Linked DNA regions of Homo sapiens: regions 1, 3, 4, 5 and 6 are each linked to region 2. The links are chromatin loops, found by intact Hi-C in ENCODE. Cell type or tissue: MCF 10A. All regions are shown on one strand.

Region 1 (5,000 bases), 320 kb before region 2:
AAATTTCTCAGTCTCTAGATCCAACTACTTCCATCTCTACTTACATGTCAGACAACCCCAAGTCAAGCTGTCCAAACAAAGAGGCGGAATCACTTTTCTCCCCTATGTTCCCTAACTCAGTGGCACCATCACCCTAACTAGCTGCCAGTCAGCCATCTGGAAATCACTGCTCATCCCTTCCTCCTCTTCATTTGTCCATCATCCAGCCCTATCAGTTCTATTCCTGAACGGCCCTGGAGTCCATGCTCTTCTTCACATTCCCACCACCTCCACATCAGGTGGGGTGCCTGTCTCCTCACCAGCTTCACTGCTCTGGGCTTGCTCCCTCTCATCCACCCACTATGGGCGGCCAGAGTCGTCATCTTTTCAAAAGTAAGTCTGAGCTTGTCTTCCCCCAATCCATTGACCCCAGCTTAAAATCCGTCAGCGACTCCCCATCGCACTCTGGGTGAAGTCCAAACCTGTCACAGCAGCCAAGAAAGTTCGTCTCTTCACTCCACCTCCACGATCTAAGCTCCAACCACACAGGATTCAGAGGCCTTCTTGTGCTTGTAACCTGTGCACATTCTCCCTTCCTGGAAGTCTTAAATGCTTTCCTTCTCTATTTCAACTGTCAAGTACAGATACCCTTCTGATCTCAAAAGAGATGTCACTCCCTTCAGCTCTCAGAATGTCACTCCCCTGACCTCAAAACCCTGGATCAGAGGCTACTCCTAAGCACTCCAATGTCACTCAGAACTTCCCCAGTCATATGAAACAGCACACAATATTCTAACAGCTGGCTGGTTATCTGTCTACCCTACTATTTTGTGAGCTTGCATGAGCTAGGCCCTTGTCTGTTGTCCTGACTACTGTGACTTTGGCACCCAACAGTGTCTGCAGCATAGCAGGCATTCAATATACTCAATATTCTCCAAATGATAGTATACAAACAAAAGCCAATACACCTGCACACAAATAGACCTTTGACTTCTCTCCCCCAGCTTCCCTCAGGGCCTCCACACAGGTGGTCCCTTTCTCAAGCTGAGATGGCTAGTAAGCTACCTTTTATCCTTCCAGTTCTAATACGGAGGCTTCTCTGAGACATTCCCACACCAGCCATCTAAAGCATTCTCCTCAGTTACTCCCTTTTGGAACATCTTGATTTTCTTTTTTTCTTTCATCACATGTCCCAGCATTTTATTTGGTTAGTTACATGTTTAGTGGCTTTTCCTTCCTCTAGCGGTAACTCTGGGAGGCAGCAGCTATGTCTTACTAGCGATGGGTGCAGTGCCTGGCACAGAGCAGGACTCAACATACACCTGACGAGACGATGTGCAGACTGATAGTTACCAAAGACCAATGTCACCTCCTCGGCATCACGCTGCCTGCCCCGAAACGTCAACGCTGTCCACCAATCGCAAAAACAGACATGATAAAAGAGTTGTCCCTTTTCATTAGTACAATGCTAACCAGTGGCCAAAAAAACCACAAAACAAGCAAAAGACAATAATAAGAGATACCAAGTAAATTAGGTAGTCAGTGCCTTCATCATTAAACATTCCCAGAATGCATCAAAATGACATGAAGGAATCACACAACACATTGGAAGAGAAATCCTTGCCTTTCAGATCTTTCACGTAGCCCTCTTTGCAACTGTGCATGAGCTGAAGGATCCACTTGTGTTGGGCTCCAATGCATTGCCAAGCAGGGTCACCAGACGCATGAAGGTCAGACAGGTACCTGAAAAAGCAAGTCCAAGGTTGAGGCCAAAGGGAAATGCTGGCATATTTTAAAATCATTACTTTTTAAAGGCTAAAATTTTATCAATTAGTCTTGTGCCCTGTCAAATATTAGTCTTTAATATTTAATTCTCAATGAAATATATTCAAATTTCTTGGCTAGGTGAGATGGCTCCTGCCTGTAATCCCAGCACTTTGGGAGGCTGAGGTGGATGGATCACCTGAGGTCAGCAGTTCAAGACCAGCCTGGCCAACGTGCTGAAACCCCGTCGCTACTAAAAAAAAATACAAAAATTAGCCAAGTGTGTTGGTGCAAGCCTGTAATCTCAGCTACTCGGGCGGCTGAGGCAGGAGAATCGCTTGAACCCGAGAGGCAGAGGTTGCAATGAGCTGAGATCTCACCACTGTACTGCAGCCTGGGCGACAGAGTGAGACGCCATCTCCAAACAAACAAACAAGCAAACAAAAAATAAAAAAATAAACAGCAGAGCTTTAAAATTTTTTCATATAAATGATAAAACTATTAAAAACAGCTCTTTGTAAAAAGATAAGGACAATTTGCAGTGATCCTATCTACCTGATGAGCATTTTTCTTTATATTTATATTTAGTTCACAGGAGTTTTTCTACTTAGTTCAGAGTCATTATATTAGACACAGGTGGGAGCCAGCAGATACTGGGCAAATACTTTTAAAATTTCAGATGTTTTTTAATTCCTTTCTGATATGAAATATGGCCACGAGATGGCAGTATGGCACCGCTTTCTAAAACTAGCTAAATGAGGGCTAACCGAACTGTGAAGAGATTTGGTGACAACACTCACCTCTAAAGTCCACACTCACGACTGAGAAAATATTTCTCTAGGAAATATAGTATAGTTCGGTGTTTTTCTTAGTTTCTAAATATTCTTAAAATATATCAAGTCTTTGTCTATAAAACACCCAAATCCATAGAGACCATTTACTTCCATAGAAAAATTTCTGTCAAATATTATTTAAGATTTGGCCCTCAGCCCTCACAAAATATATAAATATAGCAAGCTAAATCCAATTAAATCAACTCCAAAAGCATGTCCAAATGAATTTATTGTCTTAAAACTGTTGTTAAGCCATATGCCATTCTTTGTCTCTGGGTTAGAGGTTTTTGTTCAGTGGTAAATCATCATCAATGGCTCCAGGCTGACCTTGGGCCAGACCTCAATCCCTCAGGGGTGCACCCATGCTTCCAGCCCATTCTTCCAGTAGTGAGTGTGTGTTACTCAGGTATCTCAATCAGCAGCCAATCAGAGGAGAAACAAATCCACTTTGTAATATGTTAGCAACAAATAAAATGCTGAGAACACTGACATTCCCAGCTGATGGGGAGGGACTGGGTGCTGTGGGGAGCCGGATATCCAGGCATCTGCAGACGGGCCACACTCAGGCTGCCCAGAGGTGGCTGAGAGCTGCCATCTCCTCCCCCTTGTGACCACCTACAGGTTGCAAACAGGATGTGTCTCTGTGCTGAGAAAGTGGCAGGTCAATTAGAAGGAAGAGCTTTACTCAGATTAAGAAGTCACCAGCACTCCTCCTCATAAATGAGAATAGTATCCTGAGAAGAAAACTACAATCTAACAAGTTACATTTAGCTTGGCACAGGGGATTCATTTCAGATTCCAAAATGCAGTCTGATTCTTTCTCTCACACAAGGCTTTCTTCTTTTATTACCTGAACGATAAATATAACAAATAGTACACTGTGTCTTTCTTCCCAAAGAACGTGATTCTATGCTTTCTTGCTGGGGATGATGCATTTCAGCGTTCTCCCTAAATAGGCTTGTTTTGCCTCCCAACACCTCTGCAACGCTTTCTCCTAACACTTTCACTCACGTAGCCCTCAGATTTGGTGTTAGTAGTAAAATAAAGAGATACTCTTTTAGGGACGGTGTTCCTTTTAATGTTTAAATTACTGAATAGGAGTGTAGACAGTTCCGTACAAGGGTTCTTTCTCCAGGAGTACAGCAAGAGGAATCAATAAGCTTTGCTTAGTGGCTTTTTACATTATACGTCTCTTTAAAATGTTGACTGTGTCCTTGCAAAACCTAATAACAAAAGACTTTTTCTATCATCTTATTAACGGGTATTAAAGTAAAGGAGTTTATAAAAGTTTTACAAAGCAAGATAAAGTTGTTCTTTTAGAAATTCTAGACTCAGTTCAAAAGCATGACAACTTGTGCTGGGCTCTTCAAATAAGTTTCTTGTTTCCTTTCAGTATGCAGCTAAAAATAAGTAGTTACATTTCAAAACTCTGTTTAGAATGATACATGTTATCGCCATTTCTTTTAAAACTGCATATTAAGAACACTTTAAAAAGGCTTTTTAGATTCAAAAGCAATGTAAAGAATGTTAATTATGATTAACACAGGCTCAGTATTTTAAAATTTAAGAATAAAGGAAGTTTTTAGTCATATTCTGACATGATCTTCTCACAGCTACCAGGGATAAGATCACACTGCTGTGGAAAGGAATATGCAGAGCTTTGCTTCCTGCCAACATCAAGATAGAAATAAGGAGAGGGAGAAGAATAGGGAAGGTTTAAATTAGATAAAATAGTGAATGATATTAGAAAAAATTGTGAACAGTAAGACAATATAGTGGTAATCTGATTTTCCCCTCTACTATGCATAATCTGGATTATGTAAGAAAACTAATACATTTTTGTTCATGATAAAGCTATCTCTATTCCTACTTGATGCTCATAAATTTCAAAGTCCAACAGGTATTTGACCTGGTTCTGATCTTATTTTTCTATTTCTTAGCGACTAAAAATTTCATTTAAAAAGGTAACAATTGCTCAGTATTTTCTCAAAGCATCGTAAATAAAATAATCATTAACAAATACATAAACTATTGTTGACTTGTTTATATTTTTGCTCTTTTGCCTTTAAGATGACAGGAAAAATCGTAGTTAAAAGGCTCCTTAAAAGAATCTTTTTTGGCACTACCACCTTTTAAACGATATCCAGTAAGTTATATACTCATAAAAACTGCACATGAGTTATCCATATAGATGGTAACCCACAACATAAAGAATTTGTACACTCAACAAGATTTAACACACTACTATAGGCAAGTTTAACATAACAAGTGTAAACAGGCCAGAAATATACAAAGCACACGCAGTGAAGGAGCAGGGCAGGAAACAGCAGCCTCAGGACGTCTGAGGCTACCCAGCTGCGTGTCCTGGACACTACGCTCAACCTCCCTGCAACTCTGTCGCTTTCTAGGTAGAAAATAAAGCAG
Region 2 (5,000 bases):
TCTCATGGGCCCCTTCTCCCTCAGAGCCCCTGACATCATGTCATCAACGGTCTTCTCAGCTCAGAGCCCCTCACATCATCTCATGGGCCCCTTCTCCCTCAGAGCCCCTGACATCATGTCATCAACGGTCTTCTCAGCTCAGAGCCCCTCACATCATCTCATGGGCCCCTTCTCCCTCAGAGCCCCTGACATCATGTCATCAACGGTCTTCTCAGCTCAGAGCCCCTCACATCATCTCATGGGCCCCTTCTCCCTCAGAGCCCCTGACATCATGTCATCAACGGTCTTCTCAGCTCAGAGCCCCTCACATCATCTCATGGGCCCCTTCTCCCTCAGAGCCCCTGACATCATGTCATCAACGGTCTTCTCAGCTCAGAGCCCCTCACATCATCTCATGGGCCCCTTCTCCCTCAGAGCCCCTGACATCATCTCATCAACGGTCTTCTCAGCTCTGAGCCCCTCACATCATCTCATGGGCCCCTTCTCCCTCAGAGCCCCTGACATCATGTCATCAACGGTCTTCTCAGCTCAGAGCCCCTCACATCATCTCATGGGCCCCTTCTCCCTCAGAGCCCCTGACATCATGTCATCAACGGTCTTCTCACTCAGAGCCCCTCACATCCCATGCTGTCCCTCAGCTCCTGTGAGGCCCCCGTGTGCTCCTATAAAGACAGTCAATCAGGCTTCCTCCAATGCGCCACAGACAGGATCGTGCGGCTCACCTTTCTTCACTTTTGCAAGGATAACTTCTGATGTGCTCACAGAGGCCCCTATTTCCTTCTTTCATCCAGTCTGATACACTGAGTGTGTGGAAGAAGTCAGGCCTGTCGGACCTCAGTGGTCATCTATTGAATTCTGCTTTGCACGCTTTAGCTGGTGGTCTCACTGTATCCTGAGATGCACTTTTTTGGGAAAGTGGACATGGTGTTCCCCTGTTCTCCTTCATTGGCCCTAAAGGTTTCCCATTCCTTTTAGGCAAAAATGCAATGTACACAACTATTCCCATTTATTAATTTCTATGTTCCAGAAACTGTCCTAGACACTTTATATAAGCTCACTTAAGTCTCATGACCATCCTGTGAGGTTTATATTCTTGCACCCATTTTACAGATGAGGAAATAGGGTCAGTAGGTTGATTAACACAGCTGAATGGCAGAGCTGGATTCGATCTGAGGTCAGCCTGACTTTTCCTTCAGGATGATGCGCTGCTTCCTCTGATGAAGGATCAGGGATGCAGAATGGGACTGATGTACCTGTTCAACCATCCCACTCATTCTCCTCACTTTGCATGCTCTTCTCGGGGCCATCTACAGACAGGTGAGGGGCCCCCTACAGACAGGTGAGGGGCCCCAGGCAGACAGCTCCTTGGGACACTGAGCTCCACATTGAAATGTTACTCAAATGAATGCGCAGAGGAGCTGTGAGTGAGAAAGTAAGCCCTCCAGCGTGAAGAGCCCCGGAAAAGCCACCCTTGCTCTGGCACCTGTCATGCAGCCCTCACAGCAGTACTCCCATGGGGTATGGGAGGACAGGGGCACTTCTGTTGGTCTTTCCTTCCTCATGTTCGTCCCAGTAGGGCCTGGACCTGCAGCTGGGGCTTGGCGTCCCCTGGGGCCACAGCCACACAGACCAGCAGACCCAGCCTTGGGCAACTACACTAGCTGGATTAGAAAACTCCAAACATTGCACGGTGTTCTACATCCAGCATTTACTATTTTGTTAATCCGAAGGTAGATGCAAGAAAACACTGGACAGAAAGGAAGGTTCCAGCAGACAGCATCTCTAGCTCTCAGTAGGTAACAGCCTGGAGGACTCTTTGCCACCCCTAGGAAGGCCTGATCGGGGCATCCTTAGGGCTACTCTGTGGAACAGCCCCTTTCCTTTCTCCAGAGAAACCCGGGCTCCTGCTTTGCATCCTGAGAGGCTGAGAGGACCTCTTCCTGTGCATGCCTGAAGTAGAGAATCTTTGAGATGTAGAAAGCTTTCTATATACCAGTCATTTATTCCTGGTGTCCACATGGATTTCAGTCTGATCTGGGCAGAAATGTGCTCTGGGCGTCCCTGTGGAGAACTTTGCAGCAGCCAACTCAACTAGCAGCTAATGAGTTGTCATGTGAGCCTCACACAAAAACCTAGGCATCCAAGTGTGTGTGGTCATGGGGTGGGTAGAAATGGGGGGCAGACAGACACAGAGAGAGAGAAAGAGAGAGAGAGAGAGTTTAACAAGGTGAGCCCCAGGACAGGGATGAGTGTCTGTGGGACCCTTGAGATGGCTGGCTCATGGTGAGTGCTAAGTGCACATTTGTTAACTAAACAAATGAGCCAAATGACAAAAATGACAAAGTGTATTTTGATGCTGCTCAAAATGAGGGACTTATAGAACAAAGATAATGATTTCTGGTGAAATAGCCTAACATACTGACTGCTCTGAAGTCCTGAGTTTAGAAGGGGAGAGATTTGTCATATCCAGCTCCTTGCTACCATTCGGTCCTGAGGCTGAGACAGGACCCCTCGTGTCACATCAGCTGGGGTGCCCTCTGTCCCACCGTGATGTTGACGCCAAGGTGTCCACACCTCAGTGAAAGAATACTACCCTTCTACCAGGACCAAGGGTCTGGGTAAATTCCACTTCAGAATGCAGCCTTCTTTCCTGACAGGCACAGTTATTTTTGTCTTTTCATAACCCAGTTGCAGTAGGTCACACTCATCCTGGGCAATGCATTAAGCAGAGAGTTCTTTCTTATTATGCATTCTTTGGAAAAATAAACTCAATTTCCACTGCAGCTTTTGGAGCATGACGAGGGTGGCCCTGGAAGCTCCAGTTTCTGACTGAACTGAGTTGGTGAGCAGAAGCACATCATCTGCCAGGCCACAAGAGGACAGCAGTGGTTCGAGATCCAGGTCGCTGCTACCTCCTCCGTCAGGCTCCTTCCCCCGCTCCCCACCCCCCGCGCCCCCCTCCCCCGCCCCCACCTCCTGCCGGCATCAGAAGCACCTGCAGGATTTTAGGACTGACTTTGTCATGCTGTTCCAGGATTCTAATTTGCATGGGTCTTTATTGATGAATGTGCTGGAAAAACCCCAGAATGATATCAGCATCCCAAGCTGAAACCGGGCCATGCTTTCCGTCCTTCCAGAATATTCTGACATCACTGTTGTCTCTATTATCACAGACTCACTGAGAAAGTATGAGAAATGATTTACCTAAAAGAAAAACAGGAGCAAGTCCTTTTGTGTCTCCTGGCCCACGTGGTCAGAACTGGGGTAATAATGAAGGTATGGAAGAGAAAATACTCAACATTGCAGACTTGACATTTCCTTATCTTATGTTAGCCCCCTGGTTTTATCAAAATCTAAGAAAACTTTATGACTCATAACTTTCCTTCGTAACACAAGTATTTGACTCAAAAATGTTTATTGCATATTTACTATGTGTTGGGAATAGATGGTATGTGCTAGGAATACAGATACACACAAGCTGCTGTTCCAGGTGGGAGCTGTTCTTGGAATAGGCAGGAGGCAGACATGTGAACTAACGAGTTATAATTCAGCAAGCTGAAGCCAAGCTCAGGCCATGCAAAGGTCCTGTTGGGGGGAGCCCCGGGATGGGGGCACTGTGGCAGGGAGCCCCAGTGGGGGGCCACCGTTAGGATGAACCCAGGGAAACTGTGTCATGGCCAGGTGCTGTGCTGATGCTTTCCATACACGATCCCTTGCAGTTTGCATAGACTCAGGAGGCACGTACCAGGCTTAGACTGTTTCATAGCTGGAACAACTAAGATTCAGGAAAGAGTATCCAGTTGTCCAAAGTCTCCCAACTATTAATAATAAATGGGAGGGCTGAGATGGGAACGCAGGTGCTGACTTGAGAGCCCGGGCACTAACCACCACTGTACACCCCCTTCCCATCCTGGCCTCTGGGCTCCTGATGTGGACTCGTGCTTGCTGGCACCTCCTTCATGCGGTCACTAGAGCCAGAGGTGCAAGCAACAGGAGCTTCCCACTGCTTCACCAACCTGTGCATGCAGGAAGCAGCTTCTAGTCCCTTCTGCAGAGATGGCTGCTGGCAGCCTTAGGGTCGGGGCTCTGCACTGGGAACCCCACCCCTGCCTGGTCTGTGGTCAGGGCTCCTTTGGCCCTGTCAGCCAAAAAGCCATCATCACACCCACCCTGAGCTAAGGCAGGGGCCATGCATTGTTGGTTGTAATATTTCTTTTTTTTTTTTGAGACAGAGTCTCACTCTGTCGCCCAGGCTGGAGTGCAGTGGCACAATCTCAGGCTCACTGCAACCTCCGCCTCCTGGGTCCAAGCGATTCTCCTGCCTCAGCCTCCCGAGTACCTGGGGTTACAGGTGCATGCCACCACGCCTGGCTAATTTTTTTGTATTTTTAGTAGAGACAGGGTTTCACTGTGTTAGCCAGGATGGTCTCAATCTCCTGACCTCATGATCCATCCACCTCGGCCTCCCAACATTGGTTGTAGTATTTATTTTGCCAAGTATCATGCCTGACATGTTCCGTAATAATTCATTATAAATTAACAAATGAGTGACTAGAAGCACACAAATTCTGTTCAATTATGAGAAAAAGTTCCTGGTCTTACTGGTGACCTCCTAAAAGCCCCTCTGTAGGGGACTCTGTGGGTGAGCAATCCATGGTCTCCACATCATTGGAAGATTTTGGCTTCCCATCTTTGATGGACCCACAGAAGGGTTTCATGGTTCCTGACCTCAAGCTTCAGCATGTTGACATCAATTGTGCTGTCTTTCTGGACTTTTCATTAAATTCAATAACATCAAATTATAAGACACAGTAACTATTTCATGGCAGGCTCGCTGTCTTGAAACCATTCTTTTTCATGTTTACTCTCGAAATGAAAAGACAATTCTAGATTTAAATTGAAAGTATCCATTAGCGTCTATGAGTACAAGTGAGTGCAGAGTCCCATGCTTGGCACCTACCAGCCAGCATCATCTCTGGAGGCTGTGATGGGCACAGTGT
Region 3 (5,000 bases), 480 kb after region 2:
TAGAAACTGGGACGGATTCAAGTCACATGCACGCGGATAGCAGTAAGCCACACACCTGCCACTTAGCCAGAATGCCCAGGATCGCGTTGGTCACTGTTATTTGCCTACTGCTGGAAGAAGGACAACCGCTGGCAAGGTAGCGTTCCCCAATCTGAATACCTGCAGGCTCCCACATGAGGGAGAGGGCAGACTCAGGTGGGAAGATGTGCCATGCGTAAGGCATCAACGTGTATCTGTGGGATCTTCGTTGCCTTCAGTAATCAGGGTGTGAAAAAAGCAGACAAGTTGTGTGTGTGTGTGTGTGTCTAAGAAAACTTGTGTGCTTTTCAAAAAGGCAGTGCTAAGCACAAGATTTCAAGAAAGCCTCTTCTTGTTGCCTAGCTGAGTGGGAGAGTCATTTTCCCCAGACACTACATTTGGATACAGGTGCCAAAGAACATTATTAAGGAATTATTTAGAAACAATGTGTCTAGTTTAAGAAAGTGGTTTTCAGTATTGTGACAATACAACGTTTTTACAAGGTTGTTTTCTACCACCATATTTTAAAGATATTTTTATGACCGTGTATACTCACACTTTGCTTGTATTTTAAAAGGAGGATATATTTGCACTTATGTATACTTTTACAGTTTGCCAAAATATTTTGTTGTAAAATTTTTTTTCAATAAAATGTATATAACAAATAGTTGTTTTAGGGGCTGATTTTCTCTTCGGGCACCCTGAGAGCAATGGATGCCAGTTTCTCCTCCCCGGCAGGCAGCTGTGCAACTCTACCCACACCCCCTCCAGTGGTGTAACTGACATGGTGTGGGGTCTGTGCCTTGAGTAACACAGGCCAGGTTCTGATTGTGAGTCTTCTCAGGAGAAAAACAGTGGAAGAAACGTTTTCTGTTATTTCTTTCTTTACTTCACCCCAGCTTTTTCTGGCAAAACAAAAACCAGAAGGTGAAAGGAACTAGAAAGAAAACCAGGCAAGATACCGACCAGGGTTTGATTTTGAGGAAACCAATTTTGTGCCCCTTCTGTTTTCTTTCCTGTGCCCGGGGAGTGTTCTGCCCTTTGCCCTCTCTCCCTCCCGACTGGCATGGGTTGACAGATGTGGGGCACAGTGGTAAGCCCCCCTCCAGGGTTGGATGCCCAAAGAACAGCACCCTGCTTCTTCCCTTTGCACGTTGCAATTTTGTTATGGGTGGCGGTCACATGCTGTCAGAAATGGGGTTCAGATCTGAAGAATGCAGGGGGATCCCTGAGCTGCAGGGGGCAGGCTCCCAGCAGGGGGTTTAACTTCCTTGGGGAGTTTAATACAGAAGCTGGACTCCCCACACGTTGCTCTGTGGCTGCGGCCTGTCCCACCCTCCAATTCAGAGCCTGGCTGGCCCTGCTCAGCATCGGCACATAGCAAGCCGGTTCAGCCCTTCCTTCCTCCCGGCCTCCTCTCCCCACTCCTCCCTTTTAACCAGGGATTTAACAAGGGAACCCCTCAGCCCCTTTTTCTGTTCCTGCTAGATTTCCCAGTCACCAGTGTTACAGGCAGAGCTGGTGACGCTCCCGATGGAAGAGCAAAATGGGCCAACTAGGCAGGAGGACTGACCTTCTGTCCCAGCAGCCCTTCACCATCACGAGCCATGTTGGGGACAATGGGTCTGAGAGAAGCAGAGAAATTATCTGCTCCAATCATGCTGTGCATTTTCCTCTCCAATTCAGGGCTGGAGTTTTGTTTTTGTTTTTTGCTTTTTCTTTCTTGATTGGAAAACTCACCTTTGTTTCTTATCCCTTAAAAGGTCTTTCTCCCAGTCAGTCACCAGACTCTTGGTATTCGTAGGGAACTGTTTCACACCCCAGGGTTTTTGTATTCTAAGTGAATTTCACTGCAAAGAGCGTCTCCTGAGTGAAACATCTTGTTTCCGAAAGTCTTAACCATCTTTCTAATCTTTAGGTTTCCTTCCTATATCTTCTAAAATTAAGAAGTGATTTAAACATTTTTTGTCTCTCCATTATCATATTTGCAGTTAAATAAGGCCTTTTTATTTTCTTTTATAGTGAGCTACTCGGGGGCCTGCTATAAATTATGAAGTCAGTTTCAGAGTTTGCTCCGACCACAGTGCTGTGTTTACATTCCTTCCGAGGCAGCCGGCATGGTCGTAATTTATATCCTAAACACTTGAACGTAACTTGTTTATACAGAGAATGACAGGACCTCAAAGACGAAAACTGCGTCTGCCTGCCTGGCCGCATTGGGAGGCCCAGCGCGCCCCCTGGTGGCGCGAGGAGATCCGCCCAAGGCGACTCAATGATTCCTTCAAGCTGCGCAAGAACTTGACAAAATGACCCGTTTTGTGGTGCCTTCCAATAGAGACATTTTTAAGTATCTCACTTTCATAAGTTATGGTTTCCAGTTTTAGGAAATACTTTGCTTTCTTCTTTCTTCTTCTTCCTTTTTTTTTTTTTTTTTGAGACAGGGTCGTGGTCTGTTGCCCAGGCTGGAGTGCAATGGCACGATCTCAGCTCACTGCAGCCTCCACCGCCTGGACTCAAGTGATCCTCCCGCCTCAGCCTCCTGAGTAGCTGGGACCACAGGCACGCACCACCATGCCTGGCTAATTTTTTAATTTTTGTAGAGACGGGGTCTTGCCTCGTTGCCCAGGCGTGGGCTTTTTTCTATTTTACTCTTTTCGCCTACTGTCTCATCCTGAAACCAGATCACAATTCAGTAAGAACAGGCCTGACCATGCTCAGCAGATGCTAAAGCCCTGACTTGCTACGTATATTCTTCATTTCTACATTTCTCCCCAAATAAGGCTGTTGTTTTGTTTCCTTTTGAGTCAAAATTGTTTCTCTCCTAACTGTCCCTCAAAGACACACACGTACACATAGACTCATTTATATTCACCCTTTTTTTTTTTTTTTTGGAGAAACATGCAGTGCTTGGCTTTAAAAGTTGCTCAAATGTTAGTGATTAAATTGAAAAAAAGTGCTACACCTTTATAAGTGAAAATAAATGAACTAACTCAACTAGGGATAAATACCTCAACTGTTTTTTCGTCAAATGGATTTTGAACTTAGGTTTTCTGCTCATTGGCGGAATAAAGTGGTATATTAAAAGATTTTATTGTTTTCTATAATAATTATTGTTTTTTGTTGGTTTCATTGGAGCTGTATACATAAAGACAAGACCAGGGAACTACTAAGCATCATGCATCAAGTGCTGGGCACCGTGGCTGTCTTACCAAATCTCACACGGCTATCTTACTTAATTCTGTCAATATCCCTCTGAGGTGCTGATATTGACCTTATTTACAGATCTGTACTAGCTCCTGACTAGGTCATGACTTTGGGGGGTTTGACCCATGTCTTCTGATTTCAGTTTATTTCCCTCGTTTCTCCAACACTGCCTCTAAGAATTTTGCAACTGACACTGCAGATCTTTGAGTGGCAGGAATATTCCCTCTGAAGCAGCAGTTCTCACACTTGAGTGCACATCAGAATCACCTGGAGGGCTTGTTCAACACAGGCTGTGGGTCCACCCCACCCTCCATTTCTGATTCAGTGGGTCCAAGGTTGTGTTCAAAGATGTGTATTCCTAATAAACTAATAAAAGAAGGTGATGCTGATAATGTTGGTCCTGGGACCACACTCTGAAAACTGCAGCTCTTGAAAGGCAGTTTCGATTACAGATCTTTTTATAGGTTCCAATGGATAGGTATTAAGGATAGCCTATTAATTGGTTAAGCAAAGATCTGGAAAGGTTTTTCAAATAGTTTGTCCATCTAAATGCCTCTGTGATTGATTATGGGCCCCTAGGAAAATGCAAGGCTTAATTTTGAACCCTAGGCCAGAAAGTAGGATCTCCCCATTTTTATTCAAAGCAATGAGGCCTCTTGTTTTATTGTAGTAAACATTGCAGAGAGGAGTCAGATGGAATCATTGAAGTCTACCTGCCTCAGTGGAACAATAAGTCTAGGTACTTGCACACAGCAGCCAGTCAGAATTCTACAAACAGAAGGAGGCAGTAATGGGAGCAGACAGGAAAAGAAACTCCATTATTGGTTATAAAACCTTTTGAGGGTAGAACAGAGAAAAGGCAAAGAAGGGGGGCTGTGATCTCAGAGGATAGCAATAGTGATCCCTAGATATGAATGGGTAGGCAGAACCGTGGGTGAAGAAGGGAGAGAGACAGAGAGAGGAAAAGGGAGAGAAAGGAAGAGAAAGAGAGAGATGGAGACAGAGAAGAAGGAGGGGAAAGAGGAAGATAGTCAAAAAGAGGGAAAGAGGAAGAGAAAGGAAGAGAGAGGGAGAGAAGAGAGGAAGAGAGACACATAGAGAAGGAAAGGGAAAAGAAACGGAGAAGAAAGAGAGGGAGGGAGGGAGAGAGGGAGATAGGAAGGGAGTGAGATGGGGTAAGAGAGAGACAAAGAAAGAAGAGAGACTGGGAGAGAAAGAGAGATACACAGAGAAAGAGAGAGGAAGGGCAAAGATGGGTGGAGGGTGTGGGAAGAAAGGAGGAGGAGGAAGGAGGGAGAGAGACAGAGGGAGAGAAAGGGTGGAGGAGGAGGAGGAGAGGGAAGCAGGGGGAGGGAGGTAAGGAGGGAAAGAGGTCTGGAGAGGAGGAGTCTGCAGACATTTCCTGAGCTCCTGTCCCTGGAGCTGAGAGGCAGCCCTGGAAGCTGGATTCCTGTCCTCTGAGGCCACCATTCTCTCTCCAGGTCCCCAGTGCCAACCCACGAGCTGAAAGACCCATGGACTTCTGTTTTACTTGGCTTGGCCTGAATTCTGGGGAAGTAAGTGAATTCTCTAGTTGTGCATGATCAAATTTTCTGAACTGCCACAGCGACTTATACAGAATTAGGGAGAACAATCTTGACTTAGATTTTAGAAAGTGGAAGTCCGATTTCTGGGGAAAATCTTCAGGTCCCTAGGATAGGCCACGGTATGGCATTAAAGGGAATTAGCAGCTCCTTCCCAAAAGAAACACTCTCTTTGTAGATTCGTATTATACCTAA
Region 4 (5,000 bases), 110 kb before region 2:
GGGGCCGTAAACGGTAATTGGCCACTTTCTGAGAAAAGGTAGAACTCCTTTAAGACAAGGTCTTCCATTCTCATTAGCCCCTTACAACTAGAAACTATCATTTAGCCTCACCAGGCCAAGAGAGTAAATGATTCTCCAATTTTGTATTCCTTTTCTTTGGATAGGAAAAATGGGTTGAGCTAACTGCTTACAAATTGTAAAAAACAAGTAAGAAATGCTTATGACACATTTTGCCTATGTTTTATGTTTCTCTTTGACTTTTCAACGAGGTAAAAGTAGGATCCAATATCAGAAGGAGAAAGGTCACCTACAATTAAGTGAATGTTTAAAAAAATACAAAAAATGAGGGAAGCTAATAGTCTACATAGGTTTGAAATATATGAGAAATTAAAGCTGTTTTATTTAAGAAGCAAAGCTTGGATTAATCTTCCAGGTAATGATAAAGAAGAGGGACTCTTACTCAGAATTTTTTTTAAATATTAAGATGTGTGAATCTGTACATTCTGCAGAGGTACCTGCAATCGTGAGTATTGAAACATACTAAATATGGGAGTAATAATCCATATAGGTCCTCCTTCATTTCAGTTTTCCATAGACCACATGAGTTCTGATAATCCTGAAAACGATTTGCTCTCTTCTCCAATGCTGAATGAAGACTACCTCATCCCTTCCTTCTTGCTTCTAACAGCAGATCAGATCTCCAGGTTCGAAGTTCCTAGATGTGCTTTCTGATCCTGGTTATTCTTTGTCAGCCTTCAAAGCCAAAGCCTTACTGACGTGCAGATCCAAGGAAAAGTTTCTTTCCTCATTGTGTGTTGCCTATGTTTATAACCACATACACACATAAACATGTAAACTCTGCATTTCAGAAAGCAATGATTTGTTATCCATATCTTATCTATACATTTCTGCTTTGACATTTTATTAAAAACATAAAAATGAGTACGGTAACCCAATTTGAATCCTTTAACTCAAAAAGTTTATTTATGTATACATAAACTGATTAAACACTTTTTTTTTTTGCCTTAGGAGGTACATGAATATGTTTTAAAATCTCCATAAAATAGCACAAGGTGCTCTGTGTAAACTTACCCAGAACATACAAATAATTGTAAAATAACTGAAGGGCTAATAAAATAAACTCATGTATCTGCTGTAAATGTTATTTCTTCTTCTTTTTTCTTTTTTTAACCAGGAAATAAATTAACAGTAATGTGTGTTAAATCAAACATTCGCTTTTGAAGAGTTCTCAAAGTTTCTGCAAGATAAAAACCATTTCTGGTGACAATGGTTTTAAAAAACAGTTAAATCTCTACGGATAATTTTAAGCATAGATTTTTTAAAGCACTAGTTCTAGGATTATGGAATCTTATTAACAAAGCAGAAATAATTTTAATGTTTATAAAACTGGAAGCACTAATCTGTTGTATTATGAAGGGCATAGAAAACTATTTATGAATTTATTTTCTTTTTCTGTCTCCTCTATTTTAAATTAAAATAGGAAATTTAAGATTAGGAAAAACTAGTAAATATCAAAGTTTCAATTTTAAACCCACTTTAAAATTGAGAAATACTCAAAGAGCAATAGATATGTTAAATAATTGTACTAAAAATAATTTTCACAAGCCTCTAAGCCTCAGAGGGACTTTATTGTTATTTATACATGTTTTGTATTTTTATATTTCTTTTTTCTCTTAGTAGCCTTCACACATTGTTTTAATAAAATCTTCATCTCATGCATTTTATTCTTCTAAACAGTAATAAAACAGCTTTCAGATTTTATGGTTTTGTTAGGATTGAGATGAAATGCTATCAGATTAAGCATTTTCCTTGTGAAAAATGGAAAGTGTTAAGTAAGTAGCACTTTGGACAGGGTTTTAACAACAGCTTTAGGAACAGCCTGCAGCTTTATAATTTCTAGGAAAAGAACAGGATACATACACATAGCAACCAACTTTAATTACATTTTATACCCATTAATAGTCACGTGCTCTATTCATTATTTTAAAATTTAAGATAGGAAAAGCATTTCAAGGAACTGATTTTGAAAGCACACTATTACATCCTGCCAGCAGGGGTCACAAAAGCATACACAATGGCTGTGGAACAGTTCATTTCTTTTCAGAGAGCACCTTCCAGTACAGCCAAACGTTTATCCGCTCCCGAGGACAACATTACAACCACATCTTCAAAACTGGGAAACATGAAGTTTGAACTCACTGAAAAGTCAGCTAGATTACTGAAAAATAAAAAAGAATATAGATTTGAATAAATGCTTGTTTTAGGTCTTTAAAAAATGACTTGGATCAGTTACAAAGGCCACATATATTGTATGTTCCCATTTATACAAAATGTCCTGAAGAGGCAAGTCGATGGGGATGGGGGTAGTGGGTGCCCAGGGCTGGGGGCTAGGTGGAAAGGAGGTTTGAATGGAGGTGATGGCTGAGGGGCTTAGGGCTTCTTTTGGGTAATAAATATTCTGAAATTGATTGTGGTGATGGATGCACGACTCTGTCAATATACTAAAAGTCACTGAATTGAACGCTTTAAGTGAATTGCGTATTATAAAAACGACATCTCACTAGAACTGTTTCAACAATGGCTTCACACATACGGCACTTTAGAAATCTGTATGTGGAAATCTCCAGGTTTATCTGCCTATGAGTGTTGATGGGTTTGGGGATCATAAATTACAATATGTCTTAATGATTTACGTTTTTGTCAATGACTTCACTTCAAATAAAGATAGATTAATTTACCCCAAACAGTTTATTGGGAGCTCTGGAAGGGACAGCAGTCAACCAGGAGAAGATCCTTGGAAAAGGACGGCCCTCAGAAGGTGTGGAGCTCCAGGCTCCGAGCCCGACTCCGCCAGGGGCCTGCAAGCTGCCGCTGGGCAGGTGCTTAACCTTTCTCCATTCATTTTTCCTGTTTGTAAAATGTGGGGCTGAGCTTTCTCCCTAAGGTGCTGTTTTAGATCTACAAATTCCATTGACTCTTCTCAGGCTGTTTGCTTATTTGTGACTTACTGGAAACCTAGGAGCCTTCCAGTTCATTTCCAGCAAGCTCTGTACATTTACATGTTATCTGAGTGAGGATGGAGAAACAATTTTCTTGTCTAACTTTTGCTAAGCTTGCTTTGGAAGCAGATGTTTGAACCTTTTGCTAAATTACTTGAATTTGGAAGTCTGAATAAAACATTACTTACATTTTAAGGTTTTAATAAAATTAGTTTTTTATTAAAAAGACCTAATTAAACTTATAAGAATTTCCCAAATTGGAACTTTATATGTAATAAATGATCTAGCAAGCAGTCAGATTCATATATATTTAATAAATACATAGCTTAACTGTGCCCCTTTACTTTTTAAACCAGCATTTTTAAATTTAGAAAAGTAGTGATATGTATTTTTCAGACATAGGAACATTTTTAGAGAAACGTGTTTTGAATTAGAGAGAGAAAAATTCCAAATTGATTAACTTTCTACTCTTTTACCTCTCCCTTTATGAAGAAAGATTTTTTTGTGGTTCACATTTGAATTCTCTCATTTCGCTGGATCTTTAATACAGCCAAAAATTGTAACATACTAAGACATTTGTTTTCTTTTCCTCTTCAAGATAAATACTTTAAAGACATCAAAACAAAAAGTCATCTGTCTGGTTCTCCCAAATCTTGTACAATCCCACAATACTCTCTAGCCCTCACAGCATGCTGGTAGGTGAAATTTGTCTTGACGTTTTTTACTTTGCTAGTTTTAACTCAGCTCCGTGAAGCATTGATCTTTTCTTTTCGCTGTCTTATTGCTTACTATGGGTATCCAAAAATGCGAAAAGAGGGTTGAAAACCCCCGAAAGTGTCACAGTAGAAAACGTGCAAGAGCATTGGGGAAACAGTCTTCCTTGCTCACGTGTTTGCATGTGTGTTGGTTTGCTTTTCTTTAATTCATAGAGTCTGACTGCAGCGGTCATGTCTGCCCATCTCTCTTGAGGCTTATTTCTCTGATGTTAAACATTTCAGCTCCTTGAATGTGTGGGGCATCCTCTATTTGTAGGTAGAATCCTGGAACTGGGGAAGTAATTTGAGGCTATCTGGTCATCTTCCCACCTAATAAGACAAGTGCTTTTATCATGCTGATTCTGCATGGAGGACATGGTCTCATTTTCCCAGGAACTAAAGGCTGCTATACTGCTTTTGAGTGGCGAACTCGTTTCATGTTGTCACAGCTTGATGTCTCTTACAACACAGGGTTGCCTCTCTAGTTGTCCAGGGCCACCCATCCGGAGCTCAGGCCATTTAACTCCCTTAACAAGTGGTTCACATCTCAAGAGCCAGGGTGTGTTGGCTTAGGCTGGAAGGGAAGGTCACCACCCAGCACTCGTTCCCTGTCCAGGCTACAAACTGCTCATCTGTCTCATCTAGAGACCAAGCACCCACATTTGTGGGCTCATGGAGAGCAGTGTCTCTGGAGACGGGAAGTCCGGTGTCATAGATCAGGAGGCATCATCTCCAGAGCTATACAGTGAAGGCATTTTAGTACAAAGAACAGGGCCACAGGAGGCTGCTTCCTTTAATAATAAGGCCAGCAGGATGGCATGTTAAACATATCCTGTTACTTTAGGGTTCCAAGCATATCTGCGTTAGGCACTTGCTGCCTGGGATTCCAGGATACATTTGTCAGGAAAAAGTAATCAAAATTCACTCTTTGAGCAGTGAAAAGCTTATGATGCTCTATGGGTTAAGAATTGAGAATATGCTTAGATTTGAGTTCTAACCTCTGATTCCTAATCGTTCATACAGGAAAGAGACTTGGAATTCTGTCATCATGATGAAGAGGTGGCAAAATAGAAACTTGAAGTTGTGTCTGATTCGTTGGATAGGTGTTTGTATAAAGCTCATCTTTGATATGAAGTAGGCTGAGTGGCAATTGCTGGTTGCATCCTTTTGTCTTTTTTTTTTTTTTTTTTTTTTTTTTGAGATGGAGTCTCGCTCTTGTTGTCCA
Region 5 (5,000 bases), 400 kb after region 2:
ACTTATCTTTTGCCATAGTTTATTCACTTATCTCCATGGAAATTAAAGGGCAAGGGGGAAAATAAGCTAATAGGTGTTTCTTACCTACAAGTGTTTGGTCAAGCTCCACCTGCAGGCATTTTTTATTAACCCATCAATGTACTCCCCAAGGAATGGGAATTAAGGGGCAGAAATATCCAAGCACTTCTGGGAAACTTTAAAAAAATGCATGTGACGTCTGGCAGCGTCTGGTCTCCCCAACTGTATTCAGCCTTGAGGGTGTTGTGGATAGACACGCCCTGCTCCATACATTCTCGGTTTCTCTGATAGCTGCAAAAGGTGAATGATTTCCCCGCTGTAAAACAACAGCTAAAATTGATACCGACATCAACCACAAATGGAAAAAGCAGTGTTATTTCTGGTTTTAACAGAAGACAATCATGTTATCCTCAGCAAATGGCACATTCATGTGTCAAGGATAGGGGAATACAGTCATGAAGAAAAAAAGAAAAAAACCCTGCTCTAGTGGAGCTTCCATTCTAGCTGAGGTAGGGTTTTTTTTTGTTTGTTTGCTTGTTTTTGTTTTGTTTTAATCCTATCCAGGTGGTCCACGGCCTGCCATGCCATCTTCCTTCTCAAAGTCCACTTAGGTGGCTGCAAGCAACCTCTCACCTGCCCATTCCCTAAGTCACTCTAAAAATAGCAAAGGGTTTCCAGCTGAGAATTCACCCACCTCCAACTCACTCTCTTGCCCCCCAACCTTTTCAGGCTCCAAACTTGCAGACAGCAGCCCACAGGATAGACATAAAAGGTGGGGCAGGTCCTTGCCCCCCTTGCCCCAAATGAAATCAGGGTAAGGAGAGGATCCCCTGCAGCTGGGGAGGGGAGGAGGTTGGGTAAGAAAGGGGGAAAGTGGGACATGGAGGTGGGGTGAGCCACCTTCCCTGGCGGCGACCAGCATTCCTTGGTGGCAGGACACCTTGGCCCTGGAGTCTCGAAGAGGCCTCCCTTGGACTCTGTAGCGACCACGGGTCCCACCTCAAGCCTCCTTGGCTTTACCTTCCCCATCAAATAGTCATGTGCCCTCCTGCCCTGCCCAACCCCAGAGTTCAAGAGAGAAAAACATTCATTACGAACGCCTTTTATCCCTGGCCAAATCCAAGCCTCTTTACCTCGCTATATATATATAGATATACATATTTGTCTCATCCCACTTCCCTCTCCAGGTCTAGTGAACCATCAACTCCAAGGCTAGAGCTGAGCAGACCCCTCCAGAAAGGCTCATCTCCCAAAAAGCAGCCATTCCCCACCTGGCTCCCGAGGCGCATACTTAATAAAGTCAGTCTAATCTCCGAACGCGATCCTTCCCCAAATACAAAAATAACAGAGCTGTGGCTGGGGCTGTCATGTTGCCCGCCCCATTGTGAATGGCTTCAAAACTCCCTGAATAAAGATAAGAGAGGATTGTGTACGTTTTCAACACAAATGGTGGAAAGTAATAAAATAAACATCAAAGGTGAGCTCCCACCTACTAGCGGCTCCGTCGCTTTTTGTGCAACAAAGGCAGGAAAAAGGAGGAAACTCGGCGTGGCAGGGCAGCGGGCTGGAAGTGCACCTTCCCGGGGCCGAGGCGCCCGCTCCCTGGACTAATGACGCCGCGTGGGGATCACGCCCCGGGCGCCCTGGGGTGAGGAACGGTCCCCCCTTTCGAGATTGTCCGACACTGGTGCCAGTGAGGTCACAGCAAAAGTCCCAAAGGAATATTGGAAAGAAATGGCCGTGAACCGGTTTGTTCTTGCCCCCGCCCCCGGGAACACGCCCTCTCCGTCGTTCCTGTTGACTGTCAGATCCCGGGAACCAAGCGGCGGAGCTCGGCGGCATCTGAGGCTTCCGCAGGGACACAAGTGCAGGCACAGCCCAGCACCCTGCGCCAGACACAGCCGCCCCAGGGGAAGAGGAGGACGCTGCTGTCCTCCCGCAGGAGTCACCAGCCAGGTAAAGAAAAAGGTAAAGTAAGACAAAGAAAAGTGAAAGTCGGAGCCCATTTAGTGAGCAAGAGTAAAGGTCATCCAAAAAGGCGCATACAATTTCAAGCCCAGGAGTGCATTCATTAAAACAAGAGGAAAAGACAAGATGGTCCTTGAAAGGAGCTCATAGGAAGGGGCACAGCACAAGGCTCCCGAAAGAGGTCACTGCAAGTGTCCTGCGCAATTTCTGTTCAGCACCTCTGCAGTGACGACAGGGGTTTGCTTTCGTAAGCAGCATCGTTTTCACTACTACAGAAGCACATACGCCGCGTGCAGCTTAGGCCCGAGCAAAGTCCCTGCTCCCCTAGACCCAGTCCCTTCAGGTGTCCCCCTAGGGGAACTGTGGCGTGTCCCCCCAACCAGGCGCACTCGCCTAAACTGCGTCCCCGAACTCCAGGGCGCAGGGAGCCCTCGCGGGCTGCCCGGGGCTGGGGCCCACACCTGAACGGAGGAGCCGGCTGGCGGAGCGGCCCCGCGCGCGCACACACGCACACTCACAGACACGCGCAAACCCACAGCGGCGCGCGCGCTCCCCATTGGCGGGAGGAGGAAGGCGGGGCCGGCCGACCCAAAACAAACAACCTGCGCCAGCGACTTTGCCGCCGCGCTGCAGTGTGGCCTCCGCCTGGTGCGCGCCCGTTGGGGAGCTGGGGAACTGGGGAGCCGCCACCACCTCGGCCACCTCGTTCCCCCACCCCTTGCCGTCCGCGCTCAGGCCCCGCCCCCGCGGAGCCGCCGCAGGGTTATATTGGGCCGGCCCGAAGGTGGAGGCGAGACGCAGCCGCGGCAGGCCAGCGGGGAGATGCTGCCCCGGAGGCTGGGAGCGGGAAGGCGGCTGCGGGCGCAGCGGCCTCGGGGACTCGCCTCCGCGGGTGCTCAAGGCTGAAGGCGCCGGACCTTCCCCCACGGTGGCACGCACATCATCCGGCACCATTTCCGTGCCCCGAAGACGCCCGCGCGGGACCTGGGACCGCCAGTGAAGAACCCCTCCTGGGCTCTTTAACGAGCAGCAGATGCGCATGCTGCTTCTCTCCGGCAGGAAAGCCTTCTAAGCCCGGCGTGCTCGGGCACCCGAGGGTGGAACCGCGGCCCCTGCACACACTCACCCCAAAGTCTCAACGTCGAACCGAAGGCGACACCCACCCAACTCCTCCCTCTCCGCCCCATAGTCCACCCAACACTTGCAGCCCCTCCAGAGAAAAAGCCCAGCGGAAGAGGACTCCGGAAAAGTGACTATCTCGGAAGACCAGGGTAGAGCTCCCGGGAGAAAAAGGCGAAGATCCCCGGCCCCGGATCGCCATCCCCTTCCCTGGCACCAGCTTCTCTAGGCTGCGCGAAGGAAGAGGGTACGACGCCGGGGAGGGACTGGGTGCGCGGGCATGAAGTTGGAGGTGTTCGTCCCTCGCGCGGCCCACGGGGACAAGCAGGGCAGTGACCTGGAGGGCGCGGGCGGCAGCGACGCGCCGTCCCCGCTGTCGGCGGCGGGAGACGACTCCCTGGGCTCAGATGGGGACTGCGCGGCCAACAGCCCGGCCGCGGGCGGCGGCGCCAGAGATACGCAGGGCGACGGCGAACAGAGTGCGGGAGGCGGGCCGGGCGCGGAGGAGGCGATCCCGGCAGCAGCTGCTGCAGCGGTGGTGGCGGAGGGCGCGGAGGCCGGGGCGGCGGGGCCAGGCGCGGGCGGCGCGGGGAGCGGCGAGGGTGCACGCAGCAAGCCATATACGCGGCGGCCCAAGCCCCCCTACTCGTACATCGCGCTCATCGCCATGGCCATCCGCGACTCGGCGGGCGGGCGCTTGACGCTGGCGGAGATCAACGAGTACCTCATGGGCAAGTTCCCCTTTTTCCGCGGCAGCTACACGGGCTGGCGCAACTCCGTGCGCCACAACCTTTCGCTCAACGACTGCTTCGTCAAGGTGCTGCGCGACCCCTCGCGGCCCTGGGGCAAGGACAACTACTGGATGCTCAACCCCAACAGCGAGTACACCTTCGCCGACGGGGTCTTCCGCCGCCGCCGCAAGCGCCTCAGCCACCGCGCGCCGGTCCCCGCGCCCGGGCTGCGGCCCGAGGAGGCCCCGGGCCTCCCCGCCGCCCCGCCGCCCGCGCCCGCCGCCCCGGCCTCGCCCCGCATGCGCTCGCCCGCCCGCCAGGAGGAGCGCGCCAGCCCCGCGGGCAAGTTCTCCAGCTCCTTCGCCATCGACAGCATCCTGCGCAAGCCCTTCCGCAGCCGCCGCCTCAGGGACACGGCCCCCGGGACGACGCTTCAGTGGGGCGCCGCGCCCTGCCCGCCGCTGCCCGCGTTCCCCGCGCTCCTCCCCGCGGCGCCCTGCAGGGCCCTGCTGCCGCTCTGCGCGTACGGCGCGGGCGAGCCGGCGCGGCTGGGCGCGCGCGAGGCCGAGGTGCCACCGACCGCGCCGCCCCTCCTGCTTGCACCTCTCCCGGCGGCGGCCCCCGCCAAGCCACTCCGAGGCCCGGCGGCCGGCGGCGCGCACCTGTACTGCCCCCTGCGGCTGCCCGCAGCCCTGCAGGCGGCCTCAGTCCGCCGCCCTGGCCCGCACCTGCCGTACCCGGTGGAGACGCTCCTAGCCTGAGTAGCGCCGCGGGGCCCGGGAACGCCGAGTGCGCGCCGTCGGGGAGGCGGGAACGCGGGCCCGCGCGCGGACTTTGCACTTTGAATCCAGAGGAAGATGAATTTTTAAAATCTCCATCAAACGTGCCTTAAAGCTAAAGCATTTTGACAGGAGTATTTAAACTTAGTCCAGGATATTTTCCTTTGTGTTTTATAACTTTACAGAGGACCAAAGCAATTCTTGTTTTAGTTTCTTTGCGAAGCCTGCTCCTCCTTCCCTTCATAAGGACTTTTTTTGTCTTTCTTTAACGCCCAGGCTTCGTCTTATTTCTACTGTTTTTGTCGCAACTTCCATTGATTTATGTCCCTTCCCTCCCCCCTAAGTACATCAGGGAACCTTTCCACACTATAAATGATATGACTAC
Region 6 (5,000 bases), 470 kb after region 2:
CGGGCCCCCTGGTGTCCTGGCGTACTCGGGGGGAAGACAGTCGCCGGCCGCCGGGCTCCTGCCACGCTGTGGCGCGCGTGGAAGGTGAGGGTCCTCCGCTGTCCCGCCGCCTCCCACAGGGCGGCCCAGAGCCTGCATCTTTTGCAAAGGGAACATAGGATGGAGAGAAAGAAAGTCCCGCCTGAAATAAGCAAACGCGGTGGCGGCTTTGCGGTCGGCCACGTCCGCTAGGAACCCGCGAGGCGCCCTTGCGAGCTGCGCAGTCGAGTTTTCTTTCCACTGCACTTTCACGTTCTGCCGGATGGGATTTCGGGGGCAGAAGACTCCTCGAATGCAGACCGGCTGTCTGTGGCTGGACCCCCAGTGCTGCAAAGGAATCTGATATACCTGGAGGAACCAACCTCGAGGTCCAACCAAGGGAAACATCCCCTCTCCTTCTCCCTCTCCCAGAGCTCCCTCTTTGCAGTGGAGCCCTAGAGAACCAACCCACAGCCCGAAAACACCCGGAGACCAGGGACCCCGGTCCTCATAGGCAGGCTCACACTTGTAGACAATGGACCCATATTTTCCTCATTAAAGACAAACCCAAATCCGCCTATGAGAGATTACCCAGGGAATGAGAGATCCCAAGTACCGTGAAACTTAGAGGGTGCCTTAAAACTAAAGTGTTTTTATTGGATTGAACCAAAAATAACTATAAATGTGTGTATGTCAGAATGTTAATACCTTTTTATAACCGTTATTTCACCTTTATAATAACTGTGGGAGGGGGCATCATTTTTTCTTACTTTTGTTTTCCTGATCCCCATTTTACCATAAAACAGAAACAAGCCCAGAAACATTATTAAGTGACTTAAGGTAATCAGGAGCAGGTGCACTTCTCAGACTGTAAACGAGGGCAATGTGACCACCGCATCGCCACTCATCTGTGCAGGGTGGCGTTGGGGGTGAGGGAAATGCTAAGAGCACAACATGGATTGTTGGGGGGCAAAAACAACAAATAAATCAATAAACAACTATTTGTGAAATATGTGTACGGAGTCCTCGGGGCAGGGGGCTGGATATAAAGCCAAACTTATCTCCCATGCTCCGTGGTCCACTCCCCATGACTCCTTCACCTCTCCAGCCTAGTCTGAAATTCTCCCTCAGGCACTTTCAGATGATATGAAAAATTCTTCCACAGCTAGCCACTGTCAGGAAAAAAATGATTTGGAAACTGTTGTACGGTGCACATGGACAATGCATACCTGCAGATATTTTCAAAGGACACGTGCTCTTGTGATACATTATGTTGTCGGGCATATATGGAAGGCATCCTGGGATTAACTCTGGTGACTGAAGGAAACAGCACTCCTTTTCACCGTTTACAGCCACTGCGTGTACCCGGCCTGCAGTGAGAGTGGGGGAGGGAACATTTGCCAGCCTTTCTGGAGATCCAGCAGCCAGAAGAAAGCCAAGAAACTCAGAGCTGTAAGTCACCTGGGGAAATGGAGAGTTCTGTTTGTAAAATACACATCCACAACAATGTCTCAGCCCTATTTTGAAATTCCTCATGGGAAGGTGTGCGTGCATATGCCAAAATGTAATCTTAGGTATGAGAGCTAGAACCGGAGATGTGGAGAGGAGTTACAAAGTGCGCTTTTAAAACATGATGTCTAGATTTCCTCTAAAATATTTCAGCAAGAAATGAAAACAGAAAGATGAATGAAGCAAGTGTGGCAAAACCTTGGTAACTGTTACATGTAGGTGATGGGCGTATGAGAGCGTATACTCGCTCCACGTTGGTATACTATGAAACTTTTTTCGTAATAACAAATATAAAAAGATCCTGCAGCCCCGGCTGAGACGCCCCGATCCACCTGGTGCCTCCCCTTTGTATCAAGCCGGCCCCACAACGACCCCTCAAGCTCCTTCCTGTCTTGCAGACTTCTACCAGGACGAGTTTAGACAGCTGCAAGGGTGTTCTTAAGAAGCTAAAAGAAATGAAAAATCACAATTTTTAAAAATCGCTGTCTTTCTGTCCCTGTAGCCACCGAAAGACGAGGTACTTCCTCAGGGACAGAATGCTGACGCCGCGCAGAGTCGGCCGAATCCAGCTTCTCCAAGGGCGGGCGGGTGGGATGATTTGTTGATTTGCTTGTTTTCCACCAAACCGCAGGGCACCTCCAGGAGCTCCGGGACAACTTACAAATGAAGACACAGAGCCCCCGTCCCTTGCTTCAGAGAACCAAATAACGGAACTGAATGATCGTTTCTTCAGCAAAGCCTAAAGACGCTTGCGTCCCGCGGAGAGGTGCCCACGCGCGACTCGGCTGCCCCCTCTTCTTGCGGGTCCGGGTAGGGTAGGGCGGGAACGCGGGACGTGCCCTAAGCGGGCCAGCCGAGCGCGAGACAGGCGATGCTGCAGAAGCCTGCCCGCCTGCGGGTCACACACCGGCCGGCCTCGGCTGCAGGGGTTGCGGGGCCACGGGTCGCGGGGCGCCGGGAGCCGCGAGCAGGTGACGGCCGCGCCGGGCAGCCCCGCGGGCCGCGATTCCCGAGAGCCTGGCGCCACCCCGCGGAAGCCGGAGGAACTGCGGCTTCTTCCCGCTCCCGCGCGGAGGGGAGAGGGAGGCGCAGCGCGGAGGGGAGAGGGAGGCGCAGCGCGGAGGGGAGAGGGAGGCGCAGCGCGGAGGGGAGAGGGAGGCGCAGCCCGCACCGCGCAATCCCGGGGCTCTGGCGGGAGGGAAGGTGACTTGCGTGGGACGACTCCAAGAGGCCAGGCCCGGCCTTCGCAGTTCACCCACGAGGATACCGCGACCAAGCCACCAAAGCACTCTCTGGCCAGGCCGAGACCCCTTTTCCCCCGGGCCCCAAGAGAAAAAAGCACTTTCTCCTAAAACACGAACTCCCCGCGGAGGGGCCCGGGGCTGCCTGGCACGGGGCAGGGTGTGCGGCTGCCGTGCGGGCGCGGGCCAGAGTCACGTGGAGGCAGGCGGAGAGGGCGAGGGGGCCCCCGTAAATCATCCTGAGGGATTTTTGGCCCAAGTCCCTGTTTCCGAAAGGTTGCGGGACGGCTTTGACGTTGATTATGTAGCTGTTCTCTTTTCAAGTGCGCGCCCCTCCCCACCGCAGCCCGTCTGGTGTGCGAGGATTGTGTTTGAAAGGGAGGAAGCATCCTTGAAGTGGTGGGTGATGGATTGTCTAAACCCTTCTGGGACGTTCTGGGTGGGGGTTTTCGAGGCAGCTCATCAATAAAGACCCCCCTGGAGAGAAGGGGCGGCTGGAGACCAGCCCCCGCCGCGCAGCCCCGAGGCCCCAGGCCTGGAACACAGTCCTCGGTGTGGGGCACAGGGCGTGAGGGGAGGATGAGCTCCCCCTGAGCAGATGGAGATTTCTCCTTGCCTGGGCCGTTTGACCCCCAAAGCCTTGCAGACTGGCCGCGTGGGTGCCATGGGGCGATTTCTTGGGAAAGGAGGGCAGCAGAAAGGCCCGTGGGCTCTCAGCGCCTTGGAGTCAGGGGAGCAGGAAGGGGAGTGGAGGTGCGGACACGCCTCCAGCCACCGTGCTCCCCTAGGAGGATCTCCCTTCAGCCCCTGTAGAACCCTGCATCTCAACCACCCTCGTGCATGTGGTTTACCTTGGCATAGATTTCCAAGCCGCTACAGAAAACCTGTCCACCTCCCCCAAGGTGGAGGCGGGAGTTGGGAGGCAGGGGTGCTGGAAAGGGTCACCTGGCTCAAGCCGACCCCAGGTCTGACGGGCGGAGAGCCTCGAGGGCCACGCCCCAGGCCAGTGGTGTCCTCTGAGGCCGCAAAGCCGACTGGCTTCTGGAGGAGCAGCAGCCTCGGCCTCAGCCTCGGCTGGGAAAAGACGCAGTCGGGGCCCTCCGTGCTCCAAACTTGAACTACTCTGGGTCCCCACGAGGAGGAGGCTGCCCTGGGGTCAGAAACTCCGACGGAAATGAAGGGGAGGGGGCGTAGGTTCCCTGGCACAGCTCGGCCTGGAGAGGCAGCCTGGGGGCCCAAACTCATCTAGGGCGCGCCCGGAGCTTCCCCGGCCTCTCTTGGCCCATCGCGAACGAGCTCCCCTCCCCGACTGGGTCGGCCTCGGGCGCCTTTCGCCTTCGCAGGCCGCCGGGGTTCCGCGGAGGGCTTGTGTCCCTCCCTCCCGCCGCCGCAGCCCGCCCGAAGGTCAGGCCGCATCCGGGGCCCGGGGCCTTTGGCCAGGCTGCGGGGAGGGGTGGGGTTGGGGGGCTCCCCAAAGCAGCTTCTCGGAGGCGGCGTCGGGGCGCCCTGAGGTCCCTAGTCGGCCTCTGGGCGCCGAGCACGTTTTATTTATCCCCACAGAGGATGCTGGAGGACAAAAGAAATATTTGGACGTCAGAGCTGATTTATATTTTTGGAAGAGCTACGTTTCCTTTTCTGAAGAGAAGCGAGCGCGCCCCATATCCTGAGCTCGGCGGGGAGGACGAGAGGGGAGTTTTGATGCGCCAGGAAGTTCATCTATCGCCCAGGCGCTCAGGACCCGGCGCCCCGCCGAGTTCGCCGCCCTCGGAAATATTTATTTATTTGGGGGAAGGGAGGGCAGCGGGGAGGAGACCAGCCAGACGGGAGAAGAAAGCCCTGCCCGGGCTGGGTTGGGACCTCCAGGGCGCTTCCCCGCGCGGCCGCAGCCGGCCAGCCTCTGGTCTCGGTTGGAGGGCATCGCAGGCGCGGCCTGGCGACCTCCGGGCGCCTTTGGCTGGTGTCTTCCGTAGCCCTCGGCGCGCACCCTCCCGCGTGCAGTGCCCGGAGTGACCTCTTCAGGCCCCGCGGGCGCCTCCTGGGTGGGCCCCGCGGCCCCTCCAACCCTGCCCAGCGTGTGTGCGCGGCCTAGCCATCTTTCTCCCCAGCCTGGGAAGGCGGGCGGGAGGAGGGGATCCGAGGCCGGGGGCCGCGGAGCAAAAGGCACGCGGACCCCTAAACGACCCCCGAGCGTTGCCACAGCCGGGAGGGCGGAGGGAAGGTGTGCAGAGCTCG

What was found. Peaks named below come from ENCODE experiments on the same cell type or tissue, not always from the same donor. Only the 100,000 strongest peaks of a DNase experiment are listed, where the experiment ranks them.
Region 1: a loop joins it to region 2, with 6 times the contacts of the local background. A loop is called at or near these places in 4 of 110 quality-filtered maps.
Region 3: a loop joins it to region 2, with 10 times the contacts of the local background. A loop is called at or near these places in 41 of 110 quality-filtered maps.
Region 4: a loop joins it to region 2, with 8 times the contacts of the local background. A loop is called at or near these places in 10 of 110 quality-filtered maps.
Region 5: a loop joins it to region 2, with 11 times the contacts of the local background. A loop is called at or near these places in 6 of 110 quality-filtered maps.
Region 6: a loop joins it to region 2, with 8 times the contacts of the local background. A loop is called at or near these places in 44 of 110 quality-filtered maps.

The regions. Positions count from the first base shown.
Region 1 is chr6:590,866-595,865 of GRCh38, forward strand. EXOC2 (exocyst complex component 2) reads right to left here. Exons shown (of 28, transcript NM_018303.6): 11 at 1,604-1,722. Among named protein-coding and RNA genes, the nearest start is that of HUS1B, 64 kb to the right of the region's middle. In MCF 10A, a CTCF peak has its summit at 2,458 (motif pointing right); a DNase peak (open chromatin) is centred at 2,476.
Region 2 is chr6:910,174-915,173 of GRCh38, forward strand. LOC124901236 (a long non-coding RNA gene) reads left to right here and starts at 1,208. Exons shown (of 4, transcript XR_007059393.1): 1 at 1,208-1,317; 2 at 2,785-2,901; 3 at 3,174-3,276. In MCF 10A, a CTCF peak has its summit at 2,869 (motif pointing right); no DNase peak of the experiment used is centred here.
Region 3 is chr6:1,394,917-1,399,916 of GRCh38, forward strand. FOXF2 (forkhead box F2) reads left to right here. Exons shown (of 2, transcript NM_001452.2): 2 at 1-687. Among named protein-coding and RNA genes, the nearest start is that of MIR6720, 7.0 kb to the left of the region's middle. In MCF 10A, CTCF peaks have their summits at 2,248 (motif pointing left) and 2,453; a DNase peak (open chromatin) is centred at 2,235.
Region 4 is chr6:795,617-800,616 of GRCh38, forward strand. No RefSeq gene overlaps it. Among named protein-coding and RNA genes, the nearest start is that of EXOC2, 100 kb to the left of the region's middle. In MCF 10A, a CTCF peak has its summit at 2,071 (motif pointing right); a DNase peak (open chromatin) is centred at 2,095.
Region 5 is chr6:1,309,320-1,314,319 of GRCh38, forward strand. FOXQ1 (forkhead box Q1) reads left to right here and starts at 2,779. Exons shown (of 1, transcript NM_033260.4): 1 at 2,779-5,000. The coding sequence starts at 3,386. The coding sequence ends at 4,597. RefSeq lists an enhancer at 3,233-3,949. In MCF 10A, a CTCF peak has its summit at 4,540; no DNase peak of the experiment used is centred here.
Region 6 is chr6:1,379,439-1,384,438 of GRCh38, forward strand. All of the region lies in intron 1 of FOXF2-DT (FOXF2 divergent transcript), which reads right to left. Among named protein-coding and RNA genes, the nearest start is that of FOXF2-DT, 7.5 kb to the right of the region's middle. RefSeq lists silencers at 2,400-2,499, 2,610-2,659 and an enhancer at 4,332-5,000. In MCF 10A, a CTCF peak has its summit at 2,559 (motif pointing left); no DNase peak of the experiment used is centred here.